2 separate regions of the Homo sapiens genome follow, and region 1 is linked to region 2. The links are chromatin loops, found by intact Hi-C in ENCODE. Cell type or tissue: OCI-LY7. All regions are shown on one strand. Each heading gives the region's core, and the rest is flanking DNA. Links, peaks and the distances in the headings are about the cores only.

The links. A loop is a pair of places that touch in the nucleus more often than their neighbours do. Peaks named below come from ENCODE experiments on the same cell type or tissue, not always from the same donor. Only the 100,000 strongest peaks of a DNase experiment are listed, where the experiment ranks them.
Region 1: a loop joins it to region 2, with 8 times the contacts of the local background. A loop is called at or near these places in 2 of 110 quality-filtered maps.

The regions. Positions count from the first base shown.
Region 1 is chr6:1,733,494-1,749,666 of GRCh38, forward strand. It overlaps GMDS (GDP-mannose 4,6-dehydratase), which reads right to left. Exons shown (of 11, transcript NM_001500.4): 8 at 8,975-9,093. Among named protein-coding and RNA genes, the nearest start is that of FOXC1, 130 kb to the left of the region's middle. RefSeq lists an enhancer at 6,173-6,512. In OCI-LY7, for the core only: no CTCF peak of the experiment used is centred there; DNase peaks (open chromatin) are centred at 2,598, 5,928 and 6,368; H3K4me3 peaks cover 2,129 bases; H3K27ac peaks cover 3,657 bases.
Region 2 is chr6:1,790,078-1,806,250 of GRCh38, forward strand. The region is part of intron 7 of GMDS (GDP-mannose 4,6-dehydratase); the gene reads right to left. Among named protein-coding and RNA genes, the nearest start is that of FOXC1, 190 kb to the left of the region's middle. RefSeq lists an enhancer at 7,128-7,307. In OCI-LY7, for the core only: CTCF peaks have their summits at 3,086 and 3,289; DNase peaks (open chromatin) are centred at 3,084 and 7,204.

The sequences.
Region 1 (16,173 bases), core at 2,380-10,379, 57 kb before region 2:
CCTCTATAAAAGACGAGAGGGAGCCTCAAAGGAGGGCCAGAGGCCAGATGCAGTGGCTCATGCCTGTAATCCCAGTACTTTGGGAAGCCGAGGCAGGCGGATCACTTGAGGCCACGAGCTTGAGACTAGTCGGGGCAACATGGTGAAACCATGTTAGGTCTCCAAATACAAAAATTAGCTGGGCCTGGTGGTGTGCACCTATTGTCCCAGCTGGGCCTGGTGGTGGTGTGCACCCATTGTCCCAAGTACTTGTGAGGCAGAGGTGGGAGGATTGCTTGAACCTGGGGGGCAGAGGTTGCGGTGAGCCGAGATCGTGCTACTGCACTCCAGCCAGGGCGACAGAGTGAGACTCTTGTCTTAAAAAAAAAAAAAGAGGGCCAGGGCTGAGTGGGGAGGCTGAGCGGCAGCCTGAGCCTCTTGAGCAGGCAGAAGGGCTGAGGCCATAGGCCAGGAGGAGGCACTCTTCCAAGGGGCATCGGGGCGACCTGCTAGTGGGACAGGGGAAAGGAGGGCGGGTGCCGTTTTTATGCTTGGGAAGCACTGCTTTAATCACAGAGCACTCTAACATTTAAAATACAGCGCTAGTGTAAACGGTGAACCCTGGATCTATGAGAACCTTAGCTGTGTATGGCCTCTTGCATTGCTACTGAAATGGAGGCTGGTTAGCCTCCATCCATGCCTAGAATTCTTCCATCTTATTTATGATAATTATTCTAAGTAAGGGGCTTCTGGCAGTACTCAGCCCAGGTGTTATGTTGTAGTTAAGGAATAACCATCTACCACAAAAAATGTGAAATTTAAATCCATTATACAGCTGTTCATGTAGAAGGCACTTCTTAAGATTAACGCCTACATCTATTCTGTGATTTCTCTATCGTGGGGCCCTTATGAATGTCACTTGCTGAATTCATATGCCAAGAGGCAGGCAAGTACCATCATCTGCAGTGCATAAATGGAAGAACACAAATTCACAGGGCTGAACAATTTACAGATGGCACGTGGGGAAGGGGTGCTGGAGCCAAGACTGCCAAGCCAGGCTTCTGGGCTGCCCCACCCTGGGCCCAGACAACACCTGTTTCACGTGGTCTGAGCCAGAAAGGTGTGGTGCCCTCTCAAAAGGGCATGGCCATTTTTGTGGGGAGGCCTCCTCAAACATTAATTTCAGTAAGAGTGGTCAGCTGGTCAATACTTCCCTTGCTTTCTTCTTTTTAGCAGTAGGACTGAGAAATTACTTAATAGGGAGGCTCCCCTCTAAACAGCCTTTTCTTATGCTTCATCCCTAGGAAGTCAGACTAGGAAGATGAATTCAACAGAAAAAGCCTTGCGAGGTGGTGCTACTGAGGGTAGCTGAAGAGATCAAATAATAATAATGATAATGGTAACAAGAAGACAAGACCAGAGATGGCTCTCCTCGGCTGTGAAAATGACAGTGAACAGATCTTCTGACGCAGAGCTAGCATTTCAAAGAGCCTCAGCGTGTCCACGCTACCTCGCACAGCTCATTAAATGCGCTCCAGCTGCCTGCTTCATTTATATTTACCCAACTGGGGCATATTAGCCACCCCCAGTGGATAAGGATGGAGCTTCTGCTGTGTGGGGGAAGCAAAACTTACAGAGGCTTCCTGAGGGGCCACAGTGAGTAGGTGTGCCAAAACGACCAGTGCCCAAGTACCCCCAGAGTCGCTGCCACTGTTCTGGGCCATCTGCATCTGCACCTCTTTCACCTACACGACTGTGTCTATCCATCTCCCTTCCTCCCATCCCCACAAATCTTCACCAAGCACCCGCTAGGTGCCAGCCAGTAAGCTAAGCCAGTTGCTAAGGACACGGGTATGTGGAAGCTAGACATGTCTCTGTCCTTAAGGAGCCTGCAGTCTATGGCCACCACAGTCTTGTGAGGGAATGATGGCAGAGAGCCAGGGTGCTGTCAGAGCCAGGAGGTAGGCACCTAGCACAGACTAGGTGGAGGCAGGGTGTTGGTCAGAGGGAGGATGCCTAAGCTAAGACCTGAAGAATGAGTGGGAAGTGGCCAGGAGAAGCAGACGGAACTGTAGGAGCAGGCATTTGACGAGCCCAGTGTGGCCAGGCTGTTCCACCCTCGCTCATCAGCTTACCCAGTGCCCACACACAATGCACTAGCTCCTGCCTCCATGCCTTTTCTCATGCCCTCCCACCCACCTGGAATGTCTTCCTCCTTCCTATCATCCGTATCTCCCAATCTGGACAAGGTCCAGCTTACATCTAACTTTCTGCAAACATAACTCCAATCATGATTGTGAGGCTATTACTTCAGTATCAATATAATAAATTTGCACAATGTCTTCATATTTGCACAGATATTTGTAAATAATGTGTTCTTATTAATTGACACCCAATTAGAGTCTATATTTCTCCAGGGCTAGGAAATCTCTTTCAATTCTCTTTGATTAGTTTGGCATTGAGAGGAAATTAGATGAGCAAATAACACATTTATAGAGCACCTAAGAGGTGTGAGGTGCTGTGCCAGCTGTTTAGGTACTTATGAAGGCAGCAGTTATTTTGAGGATCTAACAGACCCTTAGTTAAGAAGGAAAATGGGCCCGCGACCTGGTGAATTGCATCAACTGCCTATGAAATGAAATGAGGGTTGCCTCAGACCCACAGCCCAGCATGACATCAGGGCTCTATTTAGATCTTGCAGGTGCCAATAATTCAAAAGTCTGTTGCTCCAACAAAGGCACTACAACATCACCTTATGTTGTAGTATTTTGTTTTTTAAGGGTTAAAAATCTAAGCATCTTAGAAGTTCAGAAACATAAATGATAGTAGGATTCAGATTTCCAGGAGGGAGGTAGAGAGACAGAGAGGAAGAAAGCGAGAAGAAAAAGAGAAGAAGACCTCATTTAAATGGTAACTTGAAGCTTATATGAAAAGTCCAACCTCTTTATGATGACCAAATATAATGTGAATACTCTTGAAGGTGTGAGTCCCTTTAGAGTCTCTCCAGAAAGTTCTCATGGGACTCTACGCAGGTTTTCTCAGCATGACTGCTTTTTCTAGCTCTAATGGGGATTTTGAGTGACGATGAATGAAGGTGAGTTATATTTCCATCACTCAGTGTCACAGATTTTACTCCACCTGGTCACAGCATGGACATCAAAAGAAGCTTTGGCAAGCTGCTGAGGTGGGAGTTAAATCTATCTCAGGGATCAACGGTGGCTGGTCTAAACACACCACATTGAAAGGTTAGGGAATAATACAGAGCTGCAGTGAGTTTCCTTCTCCTGACTTTGCCCCTACATAGAACCCTTAGAAGTATGGCTCATTACATGAGAGTTCTGTTCATCACCAACAACTGACTGAGTGGAGGGATGTGCTCTCCCACAGTGAGTTTGACAGTCCCAAGCTCTGCAAATTCCCGAGGAATGCATTACAGTAGCTACACTGGCTGCAGGATCCACCCCCTGGAACCTGCTGCCAGGCCTTCCTTCTCAGGAGCTGTCTTCAAGATCGGCCTCCAGAGGCTTCATGAAGCTTAGGACCCAGGGTCCAGAAATCCCATCCATCAGGAAACAGTGTCAAATGAAGGGAGCAAGGTGCATGAGCACAAAACAGCTTGTTACCTCTGCCAGGAGGATTTTAGAAATGGGTTTCTTTTCTGATGTATAACAATGTTGCCCTTGTTACTTTTACTGAAAATGTAAATTCAGTACCACAGACTACAATAACACTTTCCATGTCTGAAACATTACCCACCTCCCACAACGACAACAAGCAGCAGATGTTGGTTCTCACCTGGTTGTAGGGTACTCTTACAACTCTCTTCTCAAAATTTAACAAGATTAATGACAGAAAATTAGTCAAGACAAGTATTTGCCTGTTTGGGTTATCCTACTATCATCTTAATTGTAGGAGAAAAGTGTTTCCTTTTCACACTACATACTTAGTGGTAAGTTGATGTGAAAGGAAAAACAAAACACAGCACTAAAAAGAGCCCCAACAATGCAATGTGCTCCACACACACACAAACACACACACACACACACACAGAGATACACACACATACACACCACACACACAGATACACACACACACCACACACACAAAAATACACACACATACACACACCACACACACCACAAACACACACACAGATACACACGCACACATACATACACATACACACACCACACACACAGATATACATACACACATACATACACACACACGCACACACCACAAAGACACACCACAAACACACACACACATACACATACACATACACACACACCACACACACAGATACACATACATACACACATACATACACACACATACACACACACCACAAAGACACACCACACACACAGATACGCGCACAGATATGCACACATACACACATACATACACACGCAACCCCACACACATACACACCACACACCACACACAGATACATACACACCACACACACATACACAGATACACACATACATACACACACATACACACACACCACAAACACACCACACACACAGACACACATACACACATACACACACCACACACACACACCACATACACCACACACATACACACATACCACACACACACCACACACATACACACCACACATATACACACACACCACACACCCATACACACATACACACACAGATACACATACACACACACAGACACATACACACACACATATACACACATACACACACACATACACACACACAGATGCTATCAAAAGAAAGCAGTTGTCATAAGGCTGCCTTTCTCAATACAAATGACTGTGTAAGAATTTAAAACGTTACCTTACATTTTATCAGGACTGCATGTGGTACTGATCTGCTTCCCCGAATATCTTCTACTAACCCAAACTCAAATTAATGTGCTATTTTCTAATAAATGCAAAACAAAAATTATTCAAATTACTCAAGTGATGTCAAAGACTTCAAGAGGAAATATCTGTGTCGATTCTAAATATACAGATGGCGACACGTGTCAAGCCTTTTCGGAGAACATTACAACGGATAAATTTTAAAAACGATAACAAAAATGGGAAGAGACAGCAGAGCTTAGAATAGCAAAAGTGAGAATGTTCCAGATGCTGATTGGTGTGTCTGATACGGTACAGCCTCATGTAATATGAGGCAAGGACACAAAGCACAACAAGTAGAACTCTGAGCTAGCAGAAAGCTTTCTAGCTTAATTAATGGCAATGCTAATGAGACTAGAGAGCTTGGCTGTCCTTCACCCTCTACATCTGGCTGTTCACCAAATCCCGCTGATTCTAAGACTCAAATCAATCGCTCCTCTCCCTCTCCATGTTCTCGGCTGAATGCAGATCCTCCTCATCCTTAGCTGGACAGCTCCAACAAGCCTCTAGGGAGGAAGCATGGTGGTTTCCCTCAAGCTGTCCCCACCATATGAGAGGGAATAAGGCTAACCATGAAATCTGCGGAAATCAGGATGACAGTGGGTGTTTCTGGGAGGACTTTCTGGATAAGCTGGCTTTTGGGATATCCACTTGTGCTTAATTAAGTATTTACAGAGCACCGTCAGCTGTTGAGAGCACTGAGGATAACCTGGGAAGGAGACGATGCCCACAGGCATGAAGACCTGGGTCTGTGTTCACTGCAAATATCCTATCACAAAGTTTTTTTTGACAGCATATGAACAAGAAGGATAAAAAGTGCACATAAAGGAAAGAGGAGCGTCTTGGGTCACAACATACTCATTTCAGACCCTGGCTCTGCTACTCCCTTGCTGTGTGACCTGGGGAGAGCACTGAACTGCACTGTGCCTCAGTTTCCTTCTCAGTGCAATAGTGCCCCAGCCCTGGAAATTAAACACAGTAGGGGTGCGGCTCCTGGCATGCCTCCAGGCTCGCCCTAACCACTCCCTGCGTGCCGCGGTGAGCATGGGCTGTCTCTGTCTGTCTTGGAGCACATCCTGCCGTTCTTCTGCAATAGCATCCTGCTATAGGGGAAGACCCTGCTCCCCCGCATTCAAACAGTGGACTTTCAGTGGGGCTGCTCATCCCAGAATCCTCACACCCTGAAAACAGGCCAAGGCCTGGGATCCAGTCCCACGCTGGCCACAGCGACAGGTCTAGGGATAACTGCAGGACCCACAAGGGCCAGCCACAGTCCTTCCTCAGGATTTTTCTAGGTGGATTGTTCTTAAAGGTTCTATTCCTCTTTTGACTGTGTGAGGCTGTGTCCCCAGAAAGGCAGTCTAGACTGCCCTCTGCCATGGGGAGCAGCTGAGGGATGGAGGCAACATCCCAGGGCACTGGAGCCAAGAAGCAGAGGGGCCCTGAAGGAGCACCAGGTACCTAAGGCTACTCTGAGTTCAGTTTCAGTTCCTGAAAAACAGAAGAACTCTGACTGCTGGGAAAGTCCATTCACTTTTCTCCCTTTCCTAATATAGTACTAAACAGTTTCACTATGCTTAAGCCTTTATTAGCATAGATACTTCACACATTTAAAAAATAATTCATGCGTATCATCCTTCGCAACTTTTGGAGCATAACAGGACACTCCTAATAATAAAATGTCATGTTTGATTCCTACAGAGAACATAAACAAAAGTGCACATATTTTTTAAAGAATAAGATGTTATGCTTACATCTTATTTTTCTCATTAAACTTGTTTAAGTATAATCTGTGTTATTCACATATACAATATAAATTTGTTAAAATATGTTAGAGAGTTATTAAAAAAAGTAATTAATGAGAGTGGCAGATATTAATTTCTGCTAAACTATACGTTTTAATTAAAATTTTTGGGCCAGGTGCGGTGGCTCATGCCTGTAATCCCAGCACTTTGGGAAGCCGAGGTGGGCGGATCACTTGAGGTCAGGAGTTTGAGACCAGCCTGGCCAATATGGTAAAACCCCGTCTCTACTAAAAATACAAAAATTAGATGGGCGTGGTGGTCCATGCCTGTAATCCCAGCTACTTGGGAGGCTGAGGCAGGAGAATCACTGGAACCCAGAAGGCGGAGGTTGTAGTGAGCCAAGATCGTGCCACTGCACTCCAGCCTGGGGGACAGAGTGAGACTCCGTCTCAAAAAAAAAAAAAAAGGAGGGTTACTTAGAAGCAACATAAATTTTATATTTGAAAAGTATAAAAAAACCCTCAATTCCAAACATAATCAATCCAACAATGCATTTTTCAGTCCACAAGAGAAGAAGGCCAATTTTTTTTTTTGAAAAATGAGGTATCTTCTTTAAAAAATAAAATAGAAGGCCAAAAGAATCAACATAACCAAATTACACTTCAAAGATTATTTTATATCTTCTTGCTTCCTATCTATATGCTATTTTCCAACTCCCCATATTATACGTAAAATTTGAAAAAGATCTTATTTTTGCCTTAATTTTCTATAATTAATGTCATTAGTTTCCTGCACAAAGTTTTCATGCAAAACAAATTTATGTAACTCTTGGCCACGAATTGTCAATATTTTTCATAAAATTGGAAGTATATTGAGACAAAATGTTCACAAAATAATTGGGCAGTATCTCTTTTTCTGAGTGTTCTTATTTTTGTTTTTAAAATTTTAATTGACACATTATAATTGTACACATTTATGGGGTACATTTTGATATTTTGACACATGTATATGTTGTATAATGATCCATTCAGGGTAGTTAGTGTATCTCTATCAGCTCATGCACATATTTCTTTCTGGTGACAACATTAAAAATTCTCTCTTCCAGCTATTTTGACATATACAATAGGTATTGTTAACCTTAGACACCCTATTGTACAACAGAATACCAGAACTTATTTCTCCTATCTTATTGTTACTTTGTACCCATTTACCATTCTCTCCCCAGCCTCTTTCCACCCATCCCTTCCTCAGCTTCTGGTAAGCACCATTCTACTCTCTGCTTCTCTATCATCTTTCTTTAGATTTCACAGGAGTGATATCATTCAGTACTTGTCATTCTGTGTCTGGCTTCTTTCACATAACATGATGAAAGAAATTTGGAAAATTTTCCAAATTTCTTTCATCTTTCTTTTAAGATGTTTTTGGCCAGGCGTGGTGGTTCATGCCTGTAATCCCAGCACTTTGGGAGGCCAAGGCGGGTGGATCACCTGAGGTCAGGAGTTCGAAGACTAGCCTGGTCAACACAATGAAACCCCATCTCTACTAAAAATACAAAAATTAGCTGGGCATGGTGGGGCATGCCTGTAATCCCAGCTACTTGGGAGGCTGAGGCAGGAGAATTGCTTGAACCTGGGAGGTGGAGGTTGCAGTGAGCCAAGATCGCACCACTGCACTCCAGCCTGAGCAACAGAGCAAGACTCTGTCTCAAAAAAAAAAAAAAAAAAAAAAAAAAGAAGGTGCTTATATTGAGACAAAACATTTAAAACTAAAAAAAGTAAAATAAAATAGTATTTAAAAATAAATGAAAGTAAAAACATCTTTCTTTTTTTTTTTTGAGATGGAGTCTTGCTCTTTCACCCAGGCTGGAGTGCAATGGCATGATCTCAGCTCACTGCAATCTCTGCCTCCCGGGTTCAAGCGGTTCTCTTTCCTCAGCCTCCTGAGTAGCTGGGATAACAGGCGCGCACCACCACGCCCAGCTAATTTTTGTAGTTGTAGTAGAGATGGGGTTTCACCATGTTGGTCAGGCTGGTCTTGAACTCCTGACCTCATGATCCTCCTGTCTCGGCTTCCCAAAGTGCTGGGATTACAGGCGTGAACCACCGCGCCTGGCCAAAAACATCTTAAAAGAAAGATGAAAGAAATGTGGAAAAACTTGGTTTAGATGCTGACCAACATCTGACAAATAACACAAGTAGGGCTGGATGCAGAGCAGAGCAAAGGCCCCACTCTACACTGAAACTTTCTGTATTGCTCTTCAGGAGAGTGAAGGGGGAAGATGACAGCCAGAACCGAGGCTTCAGCAAGCTCAGGTGCATACCTGCCAGAGAGCTACAAGTAGTCATTTCTCAGGTATACTTACACAATGGTTTTTCCAATGTGCAAGAATGATTTCTCGACAAATTCCCGGACACTATGGACCTCCCCAGTAGCTATAACGAAGTCCTCCGGCTCATCATTCTGCAACATCAACCACATAGCCTAGAGGGAAAGAGAGGCAAGTTCACTTTGAAGTCACACTCAGTGGCCACACATTGTTTTCCAGTGCACATAATCAGATATGGACATCGACAGCTGGAACATGAGCATGAATTTCATAGCATATTCTAAGCACAACAGCAATGGCTCCCAACTTTTACTGAGTATCCGAATAACATGAGGAACTTCTTGGTGTGGATGCCAGGGCTGCAGCCGTAGAGGGGTGGGCTCAGAGGCCTGGAGATTCTCTCTCAGAATATTTATCCTTAACATCCCAGGTGATTCTCATAGTGCAGGTCCTCAGACCACAACGTAGAGGAATGTGATGTGAAGCAGTGTCTATGGCAAATAACCTTTTTATGGTATTATTTACAAAAAGAGCAGTTCTAAAAGCACTGTTTAATTTTTCTTCATATCATAGATAGTAGTCAAGGAAAAAAACCATTTAAAGACAGGTATTTGTCCTCAAAAGTAGAACTTAATTTTTGAACAATAAAGTTGAGAAGGTACTAGTCAAAAAACAAAGTAAGTGCGAATCATTAATGGAAAAACAACCACGTAATGGAGAGTACTACTATTATAAAAAAGCTGTCTGAGAGGCAATGAAAACATTTATCCCAGAGTTAATGGGTTCATAAGGCAGCATTTCAAGGCCAGGGGCTCAACTTCCACATCAAAATGGATGTCTAGCAGGGCGCGGTGGCTCACGCCTGTCGTCCCAGCACTTTGGGAGGCCGAGGCGGGTGGATCACGAGGTCAGGAGATCGAGACCACGGGGAAACCCCGTCTCTACTAAAAATACAAAAAAAATTAGCCGGGCGTGGTGGGGGGCGCCTGTAGTCCCAGCTACTCGGGAGGCTGAGGCAGGAGAATGGCGTGAACCCGGGAGGCGGAGCTTGCAGGGAGCCGAGATCGCGCCACTGCACTCCAGCCTGGACGACAGAACCAGACTCCATCTCAAAAAAAAAAAAAAAAAATGGATGTCTATACAGGTTCACTTTCTCAGTAGGAGCCAGGAGTCTGGTGGGCAAAAATGCCACTGCATGTCCAAGATACTGACTGGTGGCACCAGCGCAGCCCCGCTCCCCGTGGTTAGCTTTTACCAACAGCAGATAGGCCTGGAGTTCCTGTATCTCGCAATTGCACCTTAAAGATTTTTTTTTTTAATACAGATAGGAGATGAAGATTTAAAAAAAAAAATAAGTGTAGCAGGAATCCAACAGGAATATGTCTCTTCAAAAAAGGTTGAAGCAAAACAAAAAAAAATCAATCTCTATTTTTTCATCACTTCCACCCACTTCTCAAAATAAAATAGGTAAAAACAGTAAGGACTTAATTATAACACAGCCTCCAATGATATGTGCATTGAACTCTCGTTCCAGCAAAATTTAAACAAAACTGTTTGGTTTGCGTCTCCCTAAGTTGTTCCTTGATAAGCCAAAAACAAGAAGTTGCTAAAATCAATGAGCCAGCCTATTTTCTCTTAGAAAATGCCACCAAAAAAGTTTAATTTCCTTTTTATTCATTGGAATTTGTAGAAAACTTCTAAAAAATAAAATTTAAAATAATTTCTCTTTTACCTGAAGTTATTTCCTGTGTATGTTTTTGTATTTTTGGTCTATTACAAGATTGTTTTAAATCATATGGAAGACAAGATTTTGGTCTATTTTATATGCTTTGGAGATGTGGCATGCTGGTTGGGACAATGGTAATAGTTTCAAGTCAGTGATATTCTATAAAGTAACTGACGGAAGAAATTATCTTGGCGAGAAGACATATTTGTTCACATTAATGGAATACCTGCAATTTCATTTTGCCTTAAGAAATCATGGTTGGTGAACTGAGCCACAAGACTTTTTAAATGTTATACTACCACTACTACTACTAATGATAAAGCATGAGCTTTTAAAAGGCATGAAATACAAGTTGTTCACTGTTTTGGGATAGTCCACACAAGCAGATGGAGTCTACAATGGCTTGGTAGCTCCCTGAACACTGTTAAACACTGGGGGCTGAGGAGAGCAATGAGATCTGAAGTACAGCCCAGGCTCGGCACCGTTTGTCAAGAAGTTCCCCAAGGTGTCTTTCTGAAAGGGGCACCAAGGCCTGTGTGCACGAGCAGAGGCCTAGTGAGCAGCTGCTCCTTGTAGGTCTGTGCCTGCAAGTGAAATTCCCGCGGCCTGGAACACCCTGTCTCCTCATCTGTCTGGGAATGCTGACCTCTCTCTAGGTCCCGGACCAGGGTCCCAAGTCTAGCCACTGGAATGAATTCCAATGCACACAGTATGGTGGCTTCACCGGGATCGGGCCTGCCCTTTGGCCCGCTTCCCAACTAAGCTGAGCCTCCCACTTCACCCAAGTGGGCGCACGAGTGTACCCGTGGACACACACAGAGGCACACGTGCACACACACACACACAGAAACTTATTTTGGCTTTTGCCAAAATACCTTCAGAATTTTTAGGAAAAATTAAATGATGCCTATGGCTAGAATTCCTATCTGAACGTTCTTCTGCGGGATTAGATGTAAGGGGGTAAATACACTTTAATGTGTTTGACTCAAATTTCCATTCTAAAAATAACATCTCAAATAGGTCTTTCAGGGCCACTCAGCTTATTTTACTTCTTTAGAAACAGTCCGCTGTGTTAGAGTGGTCTCAAAAAAGTCCTATTTTTAGTCATGTGAAAGAAGACAAGGACGTGCTAAAAATGTAAAAGGAGAAACTTGACTGTTGGCTACTGGTGGGTCACTTGGAGAAACATGACTGTTGGCTACTGGTGGGTCACTTGGAGAAACTTGACTGTTGGCTACTGGTGGGTCACTTGGAGAAACATGACTGTTGGCTACTGGTGGGTCACTTGGAGAAACTTGACTGTTGGCTACTGGTGGATCACTTGGAGAAACTTGACTGTTGGCTACTGGTGGGTCACTTTAAACACCGGCCCGGGTCCCCTGGTGCTTGTTTTGTTCCCGGCAGGAATCTAGGGATCAGTCAGGGCCTCTCCTTTTACTAGAGCAAGAGCCAAGAATCTGCTCTTTTCTTCTCCATCAGACTATCTGTGGCCTTTGACCTATCAATTTCTAGGCATTTCCTCTAAAGTTCATATTGTACCAGACTCCAGTCTGGGAATGAGAAGAGAAAGGATATACAACTCCAGATTTATTTGTTATTACTGAATAGTTTACTGGTTTCAACAGAGGGATAGGGCTTTGTTTAAATTTCCACTGAGCATAATTAATGGTTATTGACTGGTAAATGAAGAACAGGTGACACTCTGGATTAGAAGATAAATGATCCTGTGTTCTGGTGTGATAATGGGTTAGTAATTCACCACAAAGCCGAGGCTGAGTGCATCCCGTCGTAATGCTAGATCATGTCCAGGAGACAAAGGCCCCTGTGTGAGAAGGACGCAGCCATCCGCCTCCTTATACAGCTGCACACGTTGATGTGCTCCATTGATTCCCTGATGGATGGCACAACTGAGGCAAAAGTTCACCCGTTCTCACCTTCCTGTTCACATGCTGGACCACATGACCCATGACATGGCCAGGCCACACTCTGTGATCAAATCGCCACCCAGCTTTGGCTTCTGACTAGAGAAACAGTGTTGAGGTTACATGTTTTAGAGGTCAGTCTTCTCTCTTTGTCTCTCAAGGAATGAAGGAGGAAAAAGACAGTCTTCCTGCATTCTTTTGGTGTCCTTTGAGGATGTGACTGACTTGTCCACTTCCTCAAATACTTATTTACTTTCAGTCCTGACCTGATTACCAGTGCACATGAAAAAAATCTCCTGTTTTTTAATCCATCTCACAGAGAGGAAAGCAAATCAGTTAAGGAATGTGCCAGGGCTTCAGATTCTTTAACATAAAAATGTCCCTTAATTGCCAAAAAAACAGGGCAGTTTTCAAATCATGTCTTGCATTCATTTTGCTTTTAAGCAAATGAAGTTCAAGGGAAATCTGACTCCAGACCATTGACTTTTGATGGCCAAGTCAAGATGGGTATAAATATTACTTAAATTTGGACACGTACTCTTCTGTAAGTATATAATTAATCTATCTGTTCTACAAATCCAATTTGGAGAAGTAAAAATAAAACTTTAGTTTTATTTATTTATTTATTTATTTATTTTTTGAGACAGAATCTTGCTCTGTCGCCCAGGCTGGAGTACAGTGGCACAATCTCGGCTCACTGCAACCTCCGCCTCCCGGGTTCAAGCGATTCTCCTGCCTCAGACTCCCGAGTAGCTGGGATTATAGTTGTGCGCCACCATACCCGGCTAATTTTTGTATTTTTAGTAGAGATGGGGTTTCACCATGTTGGTCAGGCTGGTCTTGAACTCCTGACCTTGTGATCTGCCGGCCTCAGCCTCCCAAAGTGCTGAGATTACAGGTGTGAGCCACCGCTCCCAGCCTACAAAACTTAAATTTTAAAATGTCAAATAAAAATACTCCTCTCTCACAGTCTCCCATTTGGTAATTTGAGGGGTGGATGCAGAAGTGGTTTGGGAGGCTCAGGAAGGGCCACTCCCCTGCTTGGGAAGCTGCCAGCTCTGGTGGCTGTTCAGAGCTGGACCAATGAAGGAGAACACTCAAAGTGCATCACCACAGCCGACTGACTACACCTGATTCCGTGCATGCCTTCTGTGGTGGGATGTGTGTTTGTCTTAAAAATCTGGATTCTACAATTGCTTCCACCTCGACGTTAACCTCCAGTTCAGTATCCAAGCCACAAACACTTATTAACTGAGCTGGCATCCATGAATAACAAGATTTGTTAATGAAGGTTATGTTTAACTATGTCTATTTGACTGTTACTTTTTCACCCTGGTGCTTTTGTGCTTTACGTGCTACTGTCACAAAAACCTTAAAACTACACACACACACACGCTCATGCGTGTGCGCGCACACACACACACACACACTTATGTATGTATACGCATTTCAGGGGAGAACATGTATGAAATAACTCTAATAAAAATCATGGAAATTTGAACAAATGGAAATTAAAGTTCCAGAGAAAGGATGCCCAGTGTGTACCCATTCACATGCGTTTCATCTCTAAACATTATTTAGTAGCTGTTTTCATGATGGCAGCCTGGTATTTAGTTTGAGTCAGGACCTCCAGTAGTTTTGTGGTCAGCCAAGCCTTATTCTTTGTGGAATTCACATAGGTAGGTCTTAGGTCTTTGGGTTAGTTTTAATTAATAAAACTATACTAATAAAAACAAACAGTGTGAAACCAAAGTCTGGCCTTATGGCTATGTCTATTTTCTTCCTGGGCAAAAACGCTGTGTCACACGGATTCCTTAGATTAAGGGACTTTTAGACGTTTTAAAGATACGACGTTACTGAACAGAAAAAAAAAGATAATAAATTAATCAAAGGACCAAAAATAAAAGAACACAACCCAGAAAGCCATATAGCTCTTGCTTCTTTCTTTGCTAACATATCATTCTATATCAACACCATATGTACTGAAAGAAAGAGGCAATGTCAAAATTTGTTTTGCCCTTTATCTTTTAACTCTAGCCAGGAATACACAGCTAAAAACTCCAGGTTGGGGTTAATGTTTCTCTTCCCTAGAAACAATATAAAATCGAACAGCTCCTAGTCTTGTGTTAATCATTCTGAATCAGTTTTCTAGGATATTATCTATTCTTTCAATTTGCAGATTCTAGTTATATATTTATTTCTTCTATTTATCTTTGAATATATCTTATCTCTTCTATTCAATTTCTTTTTCATGCACATCAATTATGCATATATCTCTTTTGTTTTATCTTTTACATCTATCACCTCCGAGCTAATCATTTTTGGGTTTTGTTTCATATTAATTTATATGATTTCCTCCAGCCTGTTCACCTGATTGTTTTAGTAAAATTTATTTTATATTTTGTTGGTAACATGGTTTCAATTTCTGTAAGGGTTTTTTTCTCTTCCATACTTTTCCTGTTTACTACCAGGTTGCTTTTTATCTTTTTGTGACTTTATTTAAGCCAGGGGACAGACAACTTTTTTCTTCTAAAGCCAGATAGTAAGTATTTTAGGTTTGTGAACCACATGGTCTCTGTTTCTCTGCTGTTGCAGCACAAAACAGCCATGGACAAAATGGAATCAAATGGGTATGACTGTGTTCCAATAAAACAGTTACAGGGCCCATGGACTACGATTTGCCCACCTTTGCTTTCAGCAAACTTAACAAAAATATGTTGCCTGTAATTTCTTTGACTCTACAGAGAACAATTACCCAAGCTCTAGCTGCTAATTTTTTTGAATGATACCCCTTATGATATGCACAATGCATCTGTTTGCTTATGTTCCTTTTCTTCTTCTTGCAATCCTTTCCCCACTCACACTCAAGCATAGATTCTGGGGTAGTGCCTTTCTACTTATTATTATACTTGAACAAGGCTGGCTGTTCCCTGAAGAATCTTAGGAGGGGGAACAGGAAAGTACACTGAGGACAGCCTGCAGCTTTAATTCAGGCTTCTCTGAAAGCCCTCTACCAACTTCATTGCACGCTTTGCCCCAGGACGTGGCTGCCACAATTTCTCAAGATTTTGCTGGTGAGTGTGATTAGTGGAAAGGAGCCCATGAATTGTAGGGCTGCCCTGGTGCTCTCTGGCGATGTTTGCTTTCACTTTGCCTTTACCCCAGATCACAATCTGCGGTGTTCCTTGGCTAGGAGGTTATGCCAGTGACAATAAAATTGGCTTCTGGCTGGTTGTAGTGGCTCACACCTGCAATCTTAGCACTTTGGGAGGCTGAGGCAGGCGGATATCTTGAGGTGAGGAGTTTAAGACCAGCCTGGCCAACATGGCAAAACCCCGTCTCTACAAAAAATACAAAACTTAGCTGGGCGTGGTGGGGGCGGGGGCACCTGTAATCCCAGCCACTTGGGAGGCTGAGGCACAAGAATCACTTGAACCCTGGAGGCGGAGGTGGCAGTGAGCTGAGATCATGCCACTGCACTCCAGCATGGGTGACAGAGACTTTATCTCAAAAAAAAAAAAAATTAAACATAAAAAAAAGAAATTGTCTTCTCCTTCAGCAACACCTTCTTGCCACTGTGTAGTGTA
Region 2 (16,173 bases), core at 2,854-10,853:
GATGAACTGCTTCTCACATTTTCAGAGTCATCCCGAAAACCTCACTCTTTCTGTCAACAATCTTATCAATCCTACTCACTTGGTGAGAAATCCAGAAATAAATGGTCACACTCCAGTATGACAGCTCAGAAAGAAATTTTCAGCATTTAGGGCTTATTAGACAAGCCCCTCTTCTCAAAAAGAAGATGAGCCAATAATTAGCAATAATAATAATAAGAGCTCACAATTACTGAATGCCTCCAAAGTCTCCATGGGAGTTAGGCATGGTCTTACCACAGCCCAGTAGGGCAGACACTACTATTTTCTTTATTTTATAAAGAAGCAAAAGTGAAATGTAGAGAGGCTGAGTAACTTGTTCAGATTCACACAGAAAGTGAAGTTGGCTTTTAAAACTCTTTGACTCTAGCACCTAAACTCGTAGCTGCTGTTGGCTTACCTACCTGTTTTAAAGGAAACAAGCAGATAAAAATTTCATGAGGCAAATTTTACATGAAGTTTCCAAATTTTCCAACATATCGAGGTTTTCTATAGTTTTTCTATAGCGGTTATATATAGTATATATCGTTTTTGTATAGTATATATGTTTTTCTATAGTAGCTATATATAATTGTATGATTTGAATTTTCATTTATATCCACATGTACCGAGGAATATGTGGTCTTCAGTGAATGCCAGTTCATTGACAACAATCGTGATACTTAGGGATTAAGTGTGAAGAAGTTCTGCTGCTGCCTGCTTTACCTCTTGTGGTAGGCTGAGTAATGCCTCCCAAAGATGTTCATGCCCTAACTCCTAATCAGTGACTATGTTACCTCACATGGCAAGATGGTCTTCACAGATGTGATTAAGAGAATGCTGAGTTGGGGAGTGATCCCGGCTGTCTAGGTGGACCCAATGTCATCAAAGGGCTACAAGGCAAAAGGTCAGAAGACAGAGAAGGTAAGTGATGATGGAAGCAAAGGACAGAGAATGTACTTTGTAGGCACTGGAGAGAGCCACAAGCCAAGAAATGCAGGTGGCCTCTAGAAACTGGAAAAGGCAAGGAAACAGATTCTCCCCCAGAGCCTCTGGAAGGGATGTAGCTTTGCTAGATACCTTGACTATAACACTCATTTGGACTTCTGATTCCAGAACTGTAAGATGATAATTTGTGTTTGTCTCAGTTTGCTTGGGCTGCCAATACAAACTACCTTGTACTGGGCGCTTAAACACAGAAATTTATTTTTTCACAGTCCTGGAGGCTATACTTCTGAGATCACACTACCAGCATGGTCTTTTTCTAGTGAGGATGCTCTTCCTAGCTTATAGATGGTGGCTGCATTCTCACTGTGTTCTCAACCGTGGTGGGCTGGGGGAGAGCTCTGATGTCTCTTCCTCTTCTTATAAGGACACTAATCCCATTATGAAGCCCTGGCCTCTTGAACTCATCTAAACCTAGTGATCTCCCAAAGGCCACATCTCCAAATACGATCACATTAGGAGTTACGGCTTCAACATATGAATTTTGGGGAGACACAATTCAGTCCACAGCAGTGTTGTTTTAAGTCACTGGTTTTGTAAAATCAGAAAAAATAAGAAACAAGTATGGTTTGTTCCCTTCCTCCTAAGTGGAATTAACATATTATTTCCTGTTCCTAGAATACAACGTGCATTTTGGTGTTTTTAGGAAAGATTAAACCTGAATATATTTTTAAACTTTACTACTGTTTATAATATACAGCCAAATGACACATTTTTTAATGAATTTTTAATCTAATCAAAATAGCATATATAAGTAATATAGAAAGTCAAATATTGATGAGACTGATAATAAAAAACAGAAATCTCTTGTTTCTTGCTCCTCCCACCTTGCCAGACTCTTCAGAGTCCCCTTTCAATACTTATAGTTTGCCAAATGATGTGTCTATTCTGTTATCTCCTGATCGATGTATTTGAGGAATTAACTACTGACTTATTACAGCACTACAGAATTTTTAGCATATTTATATACTTTTAAACTCACTTCCCCTCTATAATTACTTCTCAATTTTTGGTTAAGTCTATATTCATAGTAGCAATTATTAGTTTCTATATAAATATTATTTTCTTCAGAGTCAACTAGTATAACATGATTTCATTCCTTTCTTTAAAAACCCATCCCCTTTCCCCACCAGGCTTAACTGTTAGTTTTTTTTTTTTCCTCGGATTAGTTTTCCTTATATATCATTTTCTCACACTCTCCAACTTTCTATAACACACATGCCAATGTAATTTTTCATACCTTCAAACCTGTCAGAGAACCTACTGCTTCCTTTATACTCTTCTCCTGGAAACATCTCTCTTGAAGGGATCAGTGTTCAATCCAGTTTGTTTCACCTTCGATACTGATCGTTTCACCTAGACCAGCTACTGTTGTCTGCTTGGGACTTCCTTTGCTGTCATCCTGAGAATTCCCTTCTCTCTCTGTGTTGGATCTCCTGCAACTATTCCTGAATACTACACCTTCACCTTTCTTGATGTATTCCCTTGTTTTGGTAGAGTATATCTACCAATAGCTTTCTCAGAAAAGTACATGGAGGATAATTACATTAAAAATGATATGTGTTTGAAAATATCTGTAATACCTTGACTTGGTTTAGAATTTCAAATTAAAAGTCATTTCCAAAATTTAGAGGGTGGTTTTGCTCTACTGGCTTCTTATTCCAATATTGATAGAATGCCAAATTTACTCCTGATCATGTGTCTGAAATCTGTACTTCTGGAAGTTTTATGATCTTCTTTTTAACTCCAATGCTGAAATATGACAATAACAGTATTTGGTGTGGGTCTTTGTTCATCCACTGAGCTGGACAATTACACAGCCTTTACAATCTCAAGAATTACATTCTGCTCTGGGAAATTTTCTTCACATATTCATATGATAATTTCCTTATATTTTCCATCTCTCACTATGAAATTCTTATTAGACGTTTTCACTCTTCAGTATATCCTCTAATCCCCATGTATCTCATCTTCACCCCTTTCTTGATGCCCTTTCCCTATCTACACTCACTGCAATAGTGATCTCTTCTAGTTTCAACAAACGACTTCTTCAGGTTTCCTCCAGGGGCACTGTGGGGCAGTTTCCTGGGTCATGATACATTCCCCAATGTCCTGTGTTCTATGATAGTCTCAGAACCCATGATAAAATGACTATGCATTTGTGAGGTACTTCTCTACTCCAGGACGGCTTTAGGAGCCTATGAATCTGTTCTAGGGATAGAGATAGAGGTTAACATGAGCTTAAGAGTTCCAGCTCACTTCAGAACAGTTTACAAGAAATTCAGATAAACTTATAAATTCCATTTCCCCTTAAAGTAGGCCTGAACCAGGGTGGGAAACCTTAAATGACCTCTTTCAAGAAGTTCATGAACAAAAATCTGACTTATGATCTTTAAGATGTCCATGGACTTGATGAGTCTGCTTTTATGTCAGCGAATGTCATCAACTCCAGGACACCTGGATGTTTCTGAGCCACCGCAGGTGGAGACTGGAGTACCTTGTGTACAGAGGTGATACATATAGTTTATTGTGAAGGCAGCTCATCTTCCTACTTTAAAATGCCAAAGGAAGTCAAAAGCCACGTAGAGGAAAATTACTACCCTTTTCCTTCATTCTCTGCAATTTTATGGTCACCTGGAATTCTGGGTTTCTCATTTTGCTTAGTATTCCTGGAGAAACACAAATTCCCTGCCAGTGTATCTCACATCTCAGTGCTTCTCCCAAATGTCTAAGATTTTAAAAAAACAGAAAGTTTGACCAGCTTATTGCCAAAAATGAAGAAATGTTTGTACTCAGTTTAAAATATAATGTGCTTAGGTCTATAGGACAGAGTCGCCAATAATGGTAGAAGTGGAATGATGGAAAGGGCTTTACACACTTACGTGGGAATAACTTCATTTTAAGTGAACAGGGGATGAAGACGGATACTTCTAAACAAAGATTGGGTCAGTGAATGATTATCCCAGGAGGATGAGAAAAAAGAAACAACAAAATATAATGTTTGGATCTATCTGAGGAGTTTATCCTAACATTTTGAAATGAATTTACTGGCCACTTTTCCAATGCCCTATCAACACCTAGAGGGTTCTTTCTCCTTTTATGATAAACCCATGAAGATTTCCAGTTAAATAATTGCATTCCAAATCCCATTTACGTATGTCTACTCTAATCCAAAGATTTATTAATCTAAGATATTCTCTAAAATAACTTCACTGAGGCAAAAAAAAAAATACTTGGAAAATTGCAGCACCATATATAAACCACTGAGGTGGTACAAAACATTTAAATAAACAAAGACACATGTATATCAGCAAAAATCACAGGGAAAGGAAACTACGGCATTATATAGAAAGCTGGGTGTTTGGTTGGTGGTCGAAACCATGGAATGTTCTATGTCTAGGGACAGAATCTGAGGTCAAATCTGGTACTGAGAAGCTGCAGAAAATGTACTAGCCTTAGAGAATTTGGCCTCAGTTTGACTTCATAACACAGTAGGGTTAACACTGTTGGGTTGAAGGAATGATTAAATATCATTTTCAAAACTTCCTCTCAACTCTGGATATTAACAATGGTACCCAAATCATTTTATAGATTGATTGAGAGCTATATACATTTCCTGACAAGACCTTTATATGTGTACTATTCGGGACACGTCATTCTTATCCCAAATATATAAAAATCATATGGAACCTCTGAAAAGGAGACAGATGGTCCATTCTAGATTAAATGTATTTAAAAGTTAATTTACAGGGGTGAGCCACTGCACCTGGACGATGATATCCTAAGTAATCTAAAATGAGGCTGGGGTCAAGGTGCGGTGGCTCACCCCTGTAATCCCAGCACTTTGGGAGGCTGAGGTGGGGTGGGTGATTACTTGAGCCCAGGAGTTTGAGACCAGCCTGGGAAACATAGCGAAGCCCCATCTCTACAAAACAAAAACAAAAACACAAAAATTAGCCAGGCATGGTGGCGCATGCCTGTAGTCCCAGCTACTCTGGAGGCTGAGGTGGGAGGATCACTTGAGTCCGGGAGGCAGAGGTTACAGTGAGCTGAGACAGCACTACTGCACTCTTGCCAAGGTGACACAGTCAGACTCCGTCTCAAAAATAATAACAATCATCATCATCATCAAAAATGAATGTATTTTCATACATAGACTTCTACATGCTACCAAAGACTCTGAGGTACAGATTTTTTGTTTTTTAAGGAATTCCCAGTTATATCTAAAACCCACAAGGCATCAAAATTACACTAATGCATACAACACTAGTCTAATGGCTAAAATGACTGTGTGGAGTCTACTGATCTTCCTTCTGAATATTCATCCCTTTTCCCATATATCTGTATATATACATACAGATATATGATGCATATATGCATATATTTCTCTTAAATCATTTATTAGGAAGAGTATCTATGCGTGCCTCATAAACTGTATTTCCTTATTGGGGAAAAATTAAAAGGTGAATGAAACATTACAGATTTTAAAATGATAATCAAACAATGAGAAATGGGCAAATCAGGAGGAAATATGCTTTGAATGCAAATAAAATTTAAAGATTAGTTCAAAACAGAAAGTTCACATGAAATGCTTCAATGGTATAATAAGCTTTGCAATTTAAAGAACTTGTAAATAAATGTTCTTATTCTGAAAGCAGTTCATTCACATTAACAGTCATCCACATTTCAGTGTACTCAATTTAAACATCTCCTTAATTTTAAAATATTCAAGAAACATTTGCAACAGGACCCTAAATAAGCACTCAGATGAATGCTAATAATTTATCCGAAATATATAATCTGCATAGTCACAGTGACCCAATAAACAGTGAGGCCAGAGATGGGGGGAAGGCGGGGACTGGCCAGTTCTCTTCTCTCTACAAACTCCACCAAATTAGCAGGATGCCTGTATCGGAAGAGAAAGTGGTAACCAGAGGTGTGGCTTCAGCGGAAAGAGTTCTTCTCCCCATGTAAGCACAGGGTTGTGTATGCTTCTCTATTCAACAACCCCACAGGACCTGGAGGGCTCTGCAGCTGTGAACTGTGGACAGGGCTCTGGGGAAGAGATCCTGGAATGCTGGCTCTGGAAGTCCACCCAGCCTCATAGTTCCTCCTTGTAGGCTTACCGAGATCTGGGATCTGTAGTCATTAAATCTTAGGCAGGAAGACATGTAGGAAAAAAAATCTATGTAAGAAAAAGTATGAAACTTGTCATTTTTCAGTATGATAGATCTTCAAAAAATAGGATAAAAAGTGAAGCTGGTCCAGGTTATAGACTACTCTTAGTGTATTTTCAGACCCTTGTGGCACTTTTAAAAAATACAAATTCTCAGGCCTCACGCCTGCAGACTGCAATTAGGTATACTGGAGAGGGGCCCAGGAAACTCTAATTTTATAAAGCTCCCCAAATGCTCATAATGATCAAGTCATGTTTGGGAGCTCAGATTTGATGCTGTTTTGGAAAATTTCCTTGGGATAATATGACTTCAAATCACAACCCTCAAAATTTATTTCAATCTTCTAATATTGAACTTCTACATACACTTGCTCCATTAGCAACATAATAATTCACTGACCCTCTCGCTTCAGTTAAAAATAACAATCATAAAATATTAATTTGCTGTGTTTTCCATTCAAATGCTCACTTTGTTTTAGTAGCGAAAAACTTGAGGAAGCAGAGAACAAGCTTCTTCCTTCCTCTGCACTTAGGAAAGATGTAGCTCCTTCAAACTGTAGTGATGTTTGATACGCTCATCAGATGCTTTACCCATTCCCTTACAGTAAGTCAGTAAAAAAGTGATCTGATTCAGTGAGGAATGTTTATTCAAATGGCTCAAAAATGTAGGAAGAATGGTGTTACTATATGCCCAACAAATGATCCTTAGATCATGACTGCTGTGTGCTCAAGCAGGGATCCCTAAACCCCAGGCCAGGGACCAGTACCAGTATATGGCCTGTTAGGAACTGGGCCGCAAAGCAGGAGGTGAGCAGCCTGCAAGCGAGCATTACTGCCTGAGCTCTGCCTCCTGACAGATTAGCCAAGGCATCAGATTCTCACAGGAGCGTGAACCCTACTGTGAACTGCACGTGCGAGGGATCCAGGTGGCACACTCCTTATGAAACTCTAATGCTTGATGATCTGAGGTGAAACAGTTTTGTCATGAAAGCGTCCCCACCCCCCAGTCAGTGGAAAAATTGTCATTTAAATGTTATAGCTGGCCTGCTATAAGCACAGGTGTATCTGGTAAACTCCACATGTTAAAAAGGTAAAAAGAACTCTCTCACTTCCTTCTTGAGCTTAGGTCATAAATATTTTAATAGACTTGTGTCCACCTATGCTGACTTTCTATGAAACTGAAAGCTCCTCTCAAGTAAGTGTTTTGTGATGTTTTGATTTGTACAATGAAAAGCACAGTGGCAAGTATATGTCAGTACTATCATCATCATCAGAGTTACTAACATTTTAAAATAGTCACAGTCCAAAGCTACACACATTAATGTGTTTAATTTCCCACTGGAATCCTATGAGGTAAGTATGAATATTATCTTCATTTTACATAGAGAGAAACTGAGGCAGAAAGAACTTAATAGACTTGGCCAGCATTTCACAGCTAGGATGTGTGGCAGAGCCGGTATCTGAACCCAGGAAGCTCAGAAATTATGTTCCAAGGGACACCATTCACATAAATACAAGGGAAGGTGTGCATTTGTGGACCCCAATGGGCACAGCTTGGAGTGTCCTCTATAATTACCAGATCCCATGCCTTGGCATATACCAGGACAGGTTTGCTAACAAGTCAAGGCATCTGCACTTTGATAACAGACACTTTGATGTCTCTGTTTGTTTCAGTTTTGTCTCTGACTCATTTTTCAGTTCTAATGCTAGGAATGTCACATAGTTATTTCCTGGTTTTATATATTCAAAAGTACTCCTGGAAAACATCTTCCTGCAATTCTTGAACAAAGGAGTCAAAGGACACAAAGTTTTCACATTTTTCCAGTTTTGGTTTCGATCTCAGTTTGTACCAGCTTCAGAAAAGCACTCATTCCAAAGTTCTAGAAATTTCATTAACTGTGACTGCACTCTGAAGAACAACCTTGCTTAAATTTTGATGTATAAATTTACTTCTAATTACAGAGCACACACACACACACACACACACACACACACACACACACACACACACTCCTGTCTTAAAAGTTTTAAGAATTTAAAAGCTATCATTGCAAGATGCAACTCCACACTGTGGTATGATTTTCATATAAGTCACTGTAGTGGATAATTTTAAAAGAAACCAGATTTTTAAAGAAATATTAAGAAACTGTTTCTGTACTTAGTTCTCAGATAAGAGCAGAACCTGTAGAACCACTGAGTCTTGTGCAAACCTTTTGTGTGGGTGGGTCTGGAAGAGCATCCAGGCTTTCTCGTAGCTGGAATGTGAGTGAGGCCCATGTGGAGGTAGAAGCGTGAGGCTCCTTTGGATCAGAAGGCTCTGTAATTCTGCCTAAAGCCAGCCACCCGCTGAATCTCCAAGAGAAGGCAGAAGCCATCCCTTCTCTTGGCGTATTACTTGTTTGGGAGTCCTCCAAGCGAATGTCCCCTAAATGTCAAACAGAACCGAGCACTGTAAAGTTCTGTTTTGCCAGTGCCTCCCTTGCAATCAGATCCCATTTTCTGGTTTTGGCATCGCATACTGTTGGAGAATACGAGACAGCTTTGTTGACACCTACACCGGGTGTGTGAACTGCAGGCTATGACACACTGGTGGCAACACAAACCTGTATCTTGCTTGCTTCAAAACATACTTCTTCCTTATGGAAAGTACTGGAACACAAATAACTTAAAAATCCCCCAACTTACTTCTGTCAAACATAGGGTGTTCTGGGCCTGGTCCATACTTCACCAGCCAGCAAAGAGGCATTTTGATCACTAAGACTTGTTTTCAAATAGGAACTTTCAAACCTTTACTCCTACCGATCCCTAGGATATCGTGTAGGTCAAAGATTAGCGAGGGAAGGGACTGGAGCCAGGGATCTGGGCTGGAGGTGGAGTAAGAGTGGAGAACTGGCCGTGACGAGGGTGGAGGGTGCGGGTGGTGAGGGGAGGCAGCTAGTTCTGTGCTTCCCGCTGGCAAAGAGTCCCCCGCTCCCTCCTTCTTTTCCCCTCAATGTTCAGATAATAAAAAACAGTCTCTTTAAAACATCCAATTTATTATGGATTTAATCTCTAACGATGATATGCTGGAGTGGATGGCATATATCTAAGAAAGCTCAAGCCTTGGCAACACGGTGCCTTTTGACTCCCAGCCACCTGCCTTTGGTCTAGTTTTCTTTTTCAAGTTGTGATACCTCTGATGGGAATAATTTTTAAATGGGAAAACTGTGATCAAGATATACTTTTAAGTCTGAAGGTCTTCATTATTATCGAAATAGGTGAAAGAAGACGAGAAAATAGGGCTGTGCTTTTCCTTCCCTACTTTCTAGTCACATTCTAGAATAACAGAAGTCAGGAAAGAAGGAAGGCAAAGCAAGGAAATCAAGAGAAATTGGCTGAGGGGCTGGGGAGGGAGGGAGAATTAAAACTGGAGGGAGACTCCAGAGAAGATGACTCTTGATATATGCATATGCTACCCATTTAATGCTGTATGTTGCCACTAACACACATTGTTGATTTCAGGGTTACAGCCTACGAAACAAACTGCGTACTTTGTTCCTAGATACACTAATTTTGGGACTCCCTCTCTGAACACACAAGAAAACTCAACCACTACTTCAAATACCTCCTCACACATTTATATCGGTTGGAGATTTGTTTAGATTAACAGACTCTCCAAGGGTTAAGATAGTAGGTCATTCATACCTTAATGTCTTTTTTTAAAAAAAATTAAAATCCCAGCTAGCTGCAATGGTCTCAGTGATTCAGAGCTTTGCAGTAAGGGAAGAGAGCAGGAGGCCAGGGGAAGAGGAGGCCAGCCTTCCCTTCCTTCCTCCCACCTTGACTAGGGCTGCTTGATGATGCCCATATGGTGGTTGGCCTCTGAAATTCTTCCTTCTCGACAAGGTCTCCTGAAATAAAATTTAGGTTTCCAAGGTGAATAAGGTCTAGTTTAAGTAACATGATATATGGAAATAAAGAAGCTTCCGATTCTGAGAACTCTGGTTGTGAACCCTAGCAACTCCAAACACAGGTTGTATTGATATTGGTGAGCTTCTTCAACTCTTTAAGTCTCAGTTTACTAATTTGTAAAAAGTGGATAGTAACACCAACCTTTCTCAGGAGGGTTAGACATCTATAAAAGGCCAGCAGAATGTTCTTATGACTCCTACTCACAACCATTTCTTTTCTTTTCTTTTTTTGAGATGGAGTCTAGCTCTGTCACCCAGGCTGGAGGGCAGTGGTGTGATCTCAGCTCACTGCAACCTCCGCCTCCTGGGTTCAAGTGTTTCTCCTGCCTCAGCCTCCTGAGTAGGTGGGACTACAGGAATGAGCCACCATGCCCAATTAATTTTTCTTTTTCTTTTTCTTTCTTTCTTTTTTTTTTTTTAAGCAGAGATGGGGTTTCACCATAATGGCCAGGCTGGTCTTGAACTCCTGACCTCAGTGATCTGCCTGCCTCAGCCTCCCAAAGTGCTGGGATTAGACATCTATTTCTTCAGAGCACTGCACAGTTATCATCAGCTCCTTAGCCCTGGGTGAAGCAGGCACAGCACAGCAAACAGCTGCAAGAAGTGGATGTGATTCTGCATCTGAAAGCACAGAGGTGGGTCTGGACCTCCAAGAATGGAGTCACACCAAAAGATGTCAAGGTGCTGAGTAAACTTCTGGGAAGAACTGCTGGAGGAGCGAACTCTGGTTATTGGTGATTCTTGAAGAGTGTGTCCTGTTTCAGGGTAGTGAATGTGACAGATCTCTGCAGCAGGCAGCTGCCACTTCATCCCTGCTCCTGAAAAGTGACACTCGGGGGATACAATCTGCTTCCAGGTGCTCCCTGGAGCCCGGACCATGAGGACCTGTGACTAGAATAGCCTGCCCAGAGCTGTAAAATGTGCTTATTCTATGAGACCTGCACCGAAATTACCTTTCAGGAACAGAGAAATATTCTGTGAGGAAGCTATGCAAGGTGGCCTCTTGAGGAAGGGGGCACAAGTAGACATTTCCAGTTTGTTCATGAGTTTTCAAAAAAGCAAGCTATGCTCCTTACAGGAATGAGAATCTTGCCTTGTTGGAGAATAATGAGTACACAGATTTTTGTGATTGTTATTCAAGCTGCCAATCCTGGTAGCTATTCAGTAGATAAGTAATTAGTAACAGTTTTGTTGGACCATGAATATCAGAGATTCATACCCTTTGAATAGAACCTTAATACAGCAGTAAAGGTTTATAGCTGTATAAAGCTGTCCAGCTGGAGTGGAGGCAACCCGCAACATTTTCCATGCAAAACCCACTCACATGATGCATTCCCCACCCCACCTCACTCCCGTCGGAGAGGCAGGGCAAAGGGAGCAGATGTTTGCACAGGAATTTTCCCAGGGCTTAATTCAAGAAGCTAAAACGGTGAGCACACCTGAGCAAATGAGGCCTGGCTCTGGCGGGCAGCCCCGGGCACAAGCCCCACATTTTTCCAAGACTATGTTTTCCGCACACAGAGGGCCATAGAGGGTAGAAAAGAAAGGCATTTTCAAGCTTGAAAGTTGGAATTCTGTCCACTTGCTATACTGTTCAACTTTATCAGCTTTCATGAGGGGACAAAGAAGAACCACAGTAATTTTTAGCTTGTTGAATTTTGTGGTTTATTTATTTACATCTCAGAGAAAGACTTCATCTAATGCTACCCTCCCACCCCGAATAAAAACGGCACTGGACACTATAATGTTGAAATAGCCACTGACCTTAAAAGCCACTGTCTCAGGCATTGCCAGTAACAAAATTGGGAGTTGGATATTTAAGCAAATTGTACTTAATAAAGGCCATATTTGCCTAAATAGAAAAACGGAGATGCAGTACCACCTAAAGTGAAAAAATGTTGAAAGTTTCAGTAGATTATTCCAATGTAAAATAAAATCAGCTTCTTCAAATATTTCAACAGAGGTACAAGTCTTCATTTGAGAATTTACATTTCCCATAAATTAATACTGTCCTAATGAATGTACAATTTTGCAGACACCAGTTAGTCTGGGATCTTGCCTATAGTCGTTACTCAATCAATATTACTTGAACTGAAGGACAAGACAGCAATCTGTGAGACCAAAAAAAATAATAAAGTTTCTACACAGCAAGCATTTTCTATAATAGGCATATCTCAAACTAATAAGGCAGGAAGTATATTTAAAAAAATGTTTTTGCTTTAGGTCTAAAAGATTTTCCTTTCCAACTATAAAACAGCTGAAATCATGTATCCTCAGCCCAACATAATTTCACGCCTAATTTATGGAAATAGAATACCAAAGGCCTCTGAAAGGGAGAGGGCAGGCAGGAGAGAAAGGATAGTGTGACATTAACACAGGGACCTGCTCCGCTGTTGTTCGGCAGGAGGTAGGCCTGGGCGAGTCTGCCCTACAGGGCGGCACAGTAAGATTCCAGCAAAAACATGTGTTATGCGGGGAGGAGGGGGCGCTCCGCTGAATGAACTTACTGTTACCTTTTTCCCCCTCTAACATAAGTCTTCTTTTTCCTGATACTGTCTGAATTTGAAACATCTAATTTAATCCATTGGAGGGCCAGTCTTCCTTTTATTTCCTGTCTGTACTGAAGCAGTCGCCTGTTTCAATTACGACTTTCTCCAGCTCCTACATTTCTTGTGCTCCAGCTGGCTCAAAGTGCACTTCCTTGGAAGGTAAAATGCACTAACTGTGCTGATCGGAGACTGATAGCTGGAGAGCCACAATATTTAATAGCTGCGCTGATAAGGAGGTTTAAAAAAATCCATTTTTGAGCCTAAACAAAAGGATATTATGTAGCTGCATGTTCAATTAAGATCTAGTTAAATTCTTTTTTCCCATTATGTGGAACCTCATGCAGGCAGCCGACATAACTCATAGTGTTATGGCAAATTTCATCGGCACTGTATGTTTGAGAAATGTTTCCCTCCTGCTTTTCAGTTAGTTACTGCTGATTTGGGACCAGCTTGGTGCAATTATTTCAAAGAACAGAAATGTGGGATTGATACGGCATTCTTGCAAAACCCTGGCTGGCTAAAAATAAGACTGTTTTGCAGTCGAGAAGGCAAAAAACGTCTCTGGGCTGTAAACACCAGTCAATGTATTTCTTTTCTGCTTTATGAAAACCACAATTTTTTTTTTCTTTTTTCCGTCTCTCCTTACTCATAGTGTAGTTTAATTACAGTTTAATCTCTTTCAGCGAGCAGCCCTTGAGACCTTATTGTTCAACCACAGTATTATCAAGGCTACAGCTACAATTTATGGCAAAAGGTGGAGGCTCCCCTTTAGAAAAACCAAAATGCTCCCTTCCCGTCCCCAAATAAATAAATAAATAAATAAATATAATAGTTACTTTATTACAAACTCACATTACAAATTTTTATTAGGCTCTAGAGATGCCAGGCCAATAATTAAAGAAATACCTGAGAGGTGTTGATCAACACTTACCCTGTTTAACTCTGCTGGGTCAATAAATCTGCAGGAAAACTTTTAAGTTAACAAGATTGTTTGGGCCTCTAGTTGCTGAAAATATTTGGTTACACTGAGGGGAAATGAGGTGGGAGAGAGTGGAGGAGAGGTTCAGAAGTAAAAAATGGACTCTCCACTTGCTTGGGGTACAGGAAATATACAGTAAAGAGTTTGCTGCAACTGAAGGGGTGAATAAGGTCAGTAAATTATTTTTGCTGCTTTAAGCTCACAGGTATGATTTAGTGTCTCTGAGTTTTAATACACATTTTGAAAGAAGTGCCAAAATCCTAGGGGTTTCAATAAAAGAGAAGGTAAAACTTGGCTGTTCACCACAAGAAAACAGATTCTAAGCATAAGGTGACTGCTCAAATTCAAGGCGAAACTTTAACCATTAATTTGTCGTTGTTTTTGTTTTTAATAAGATGCGCTGTTTCCTTTTTGTCTTCATTCTTTAAATGCTTTATGGTCAATTTGATTTGTAAATTCATTTGCTCTAAAGAAGCAAGAACAATAAAAGCTCTCTGTGCAGTTTGCCAGTCCTCACTGCTACGTGGCGAGTTCCCCTTGTGCACACCAGCTTGGTTCTAAAGAGGCCGTGGAAGCCATGCATTTCCCGTCAGTCTGAACTCACGGCTGGCCAGCGGGCAGATGCCCATGTGGCGCACCCCGGCCATCCCTGAGGCTCATCTCCACCACTGGTAACTGTGGCGTCTGCCACCTCCACTTCTCCTCTCTGCTTTTTTCTTCCCCACTGTTGGGATTCTGGGTAAAACTGTTGGCTTTATTGCTAATTTTGCCAGTGAATCAGAACTGCAGTGCGTGCTGGGCCTCAGCAGATTCACTACCACAGAACACTCAGATCTCCTATGTGTCATGAATTGTATATGCTTTCATTTAAAATTATAGAACTTCATTATACATTAACTTTATAGAAAGAAGCCAGCAAACAGAAAATTCTAAAAATTTATTAAAAACTCACTTCGAATCCTTATCAATAGGTTTTTTTTTTACATGGCAGAAATGTGTTTATTCTATTTTGTGATTTTCTAAAATTCTTTAACATCATACGCTCATTTTCAATGGCAGCTGAACTATATTACCCTTAATATTTTTTAGGCTAAAGTCATCTCTGCCAAACTTTAAGGCATAGAACACTAAGCTCTCAATGGAATGTATTTCCAAGGGCTTCAAAAGAATTAATGCCTTCGTTCGAGGAAAAACCTTGGTCTCTAAGTATCCTGTAGCCAACCTTCTAAAGAAGTTGAGTGGCTTTCTATTTCAAAAAGAAATGAAGACAGCTATCTTACCATCTATAACAGAGTGTGAACTTTCCCACCTGCTTTATTTCATTTTTGGAGCTGATGGGTCTCTCTTCAGTAACACAGAACTCATATCTCTGTCTTTATATTGTTAGATTTCTATAAGGTAAATTATTAGTTTAGTTCTTTGAGATGGTTCAATGCTAAGTTGTTGGATTTTTATTAAATATTAATATAAGAAGGGGTCTGACATTTATGCTTTATTTTTCCTGGTAGTTATATATGCACTACAGTATTACAAGATACACTGTTTCTTTTCTGACCAGGAGGAACATATCTTACTAAAAAGTGTATTTTGATGTATTGACAGTCCCCCACATACATGCCACTGTACAGAGTTATATGGTATTCTGCTGTACTGCTCTAACATGTTTACCATAAGCATTCTAACAGTACAGGGCAGCAGTTCCCAAAGTATGGTCCAGGCACCTCTGGAGGTCTCTAAGATGCTTTCGTTTGGTCTTCAAGGGCAAAACCATTTTTATGATAATACTAGAACCATACTTCTTTGGCATCCACATTCTTTCACCGATATACAGGAGATACTGAAGCAGTTAAGAGAACTCAACTGTCTTCTGTTAATGCAGACATTAATGAGATTTTTTTAAATTTTGAAACAATGCCACTTTACTAATATTTTTGTCTGGGAAAATACAGTTATTTTTCATAAAAATATTTATCACGTTATTTTTAAATGAATAAATATCCTTTAAATGTTGCAGTTTTATCTCCTACTATGGTTGATAGATATAACCCACATAAGCAAAAGTGCTTTTGGACCCTCAGCATTTTTAAGACTGTCAAGAGGAGTTCTGAGACAAAAACAGTTGGAGAAACTCTGGTATAAGGTATTTAGGTTGTTTCCAATTTTATGCTCCTTCATTATGAAACTTCAATTTATATGAAAATGTAGATATATGTAATTGTGGTAAGTATATAAAAATATATGTGGGTTCTGGGCTTGCTGGTATGAGACAGTAGTCCCAGCTACTCAGGAGGCTGAGGCAGGAAGATCTTGTGAGCCAAGGAGTTTGAGTCCAGCCTGGGCAACATAGTGAGACCCTGTCTCTAAAAAAGGAAACAAAGGAAAGAAAAAAAGCTTTAAAAAGGTATCTGGGTAATCAACTTTTCTCTCCAAGTCCAATTTAGTCCCTCATACATTGGAGGAAGGAGTTAGTCATTCAAAAATTAAAACAGGTCCTAGTAT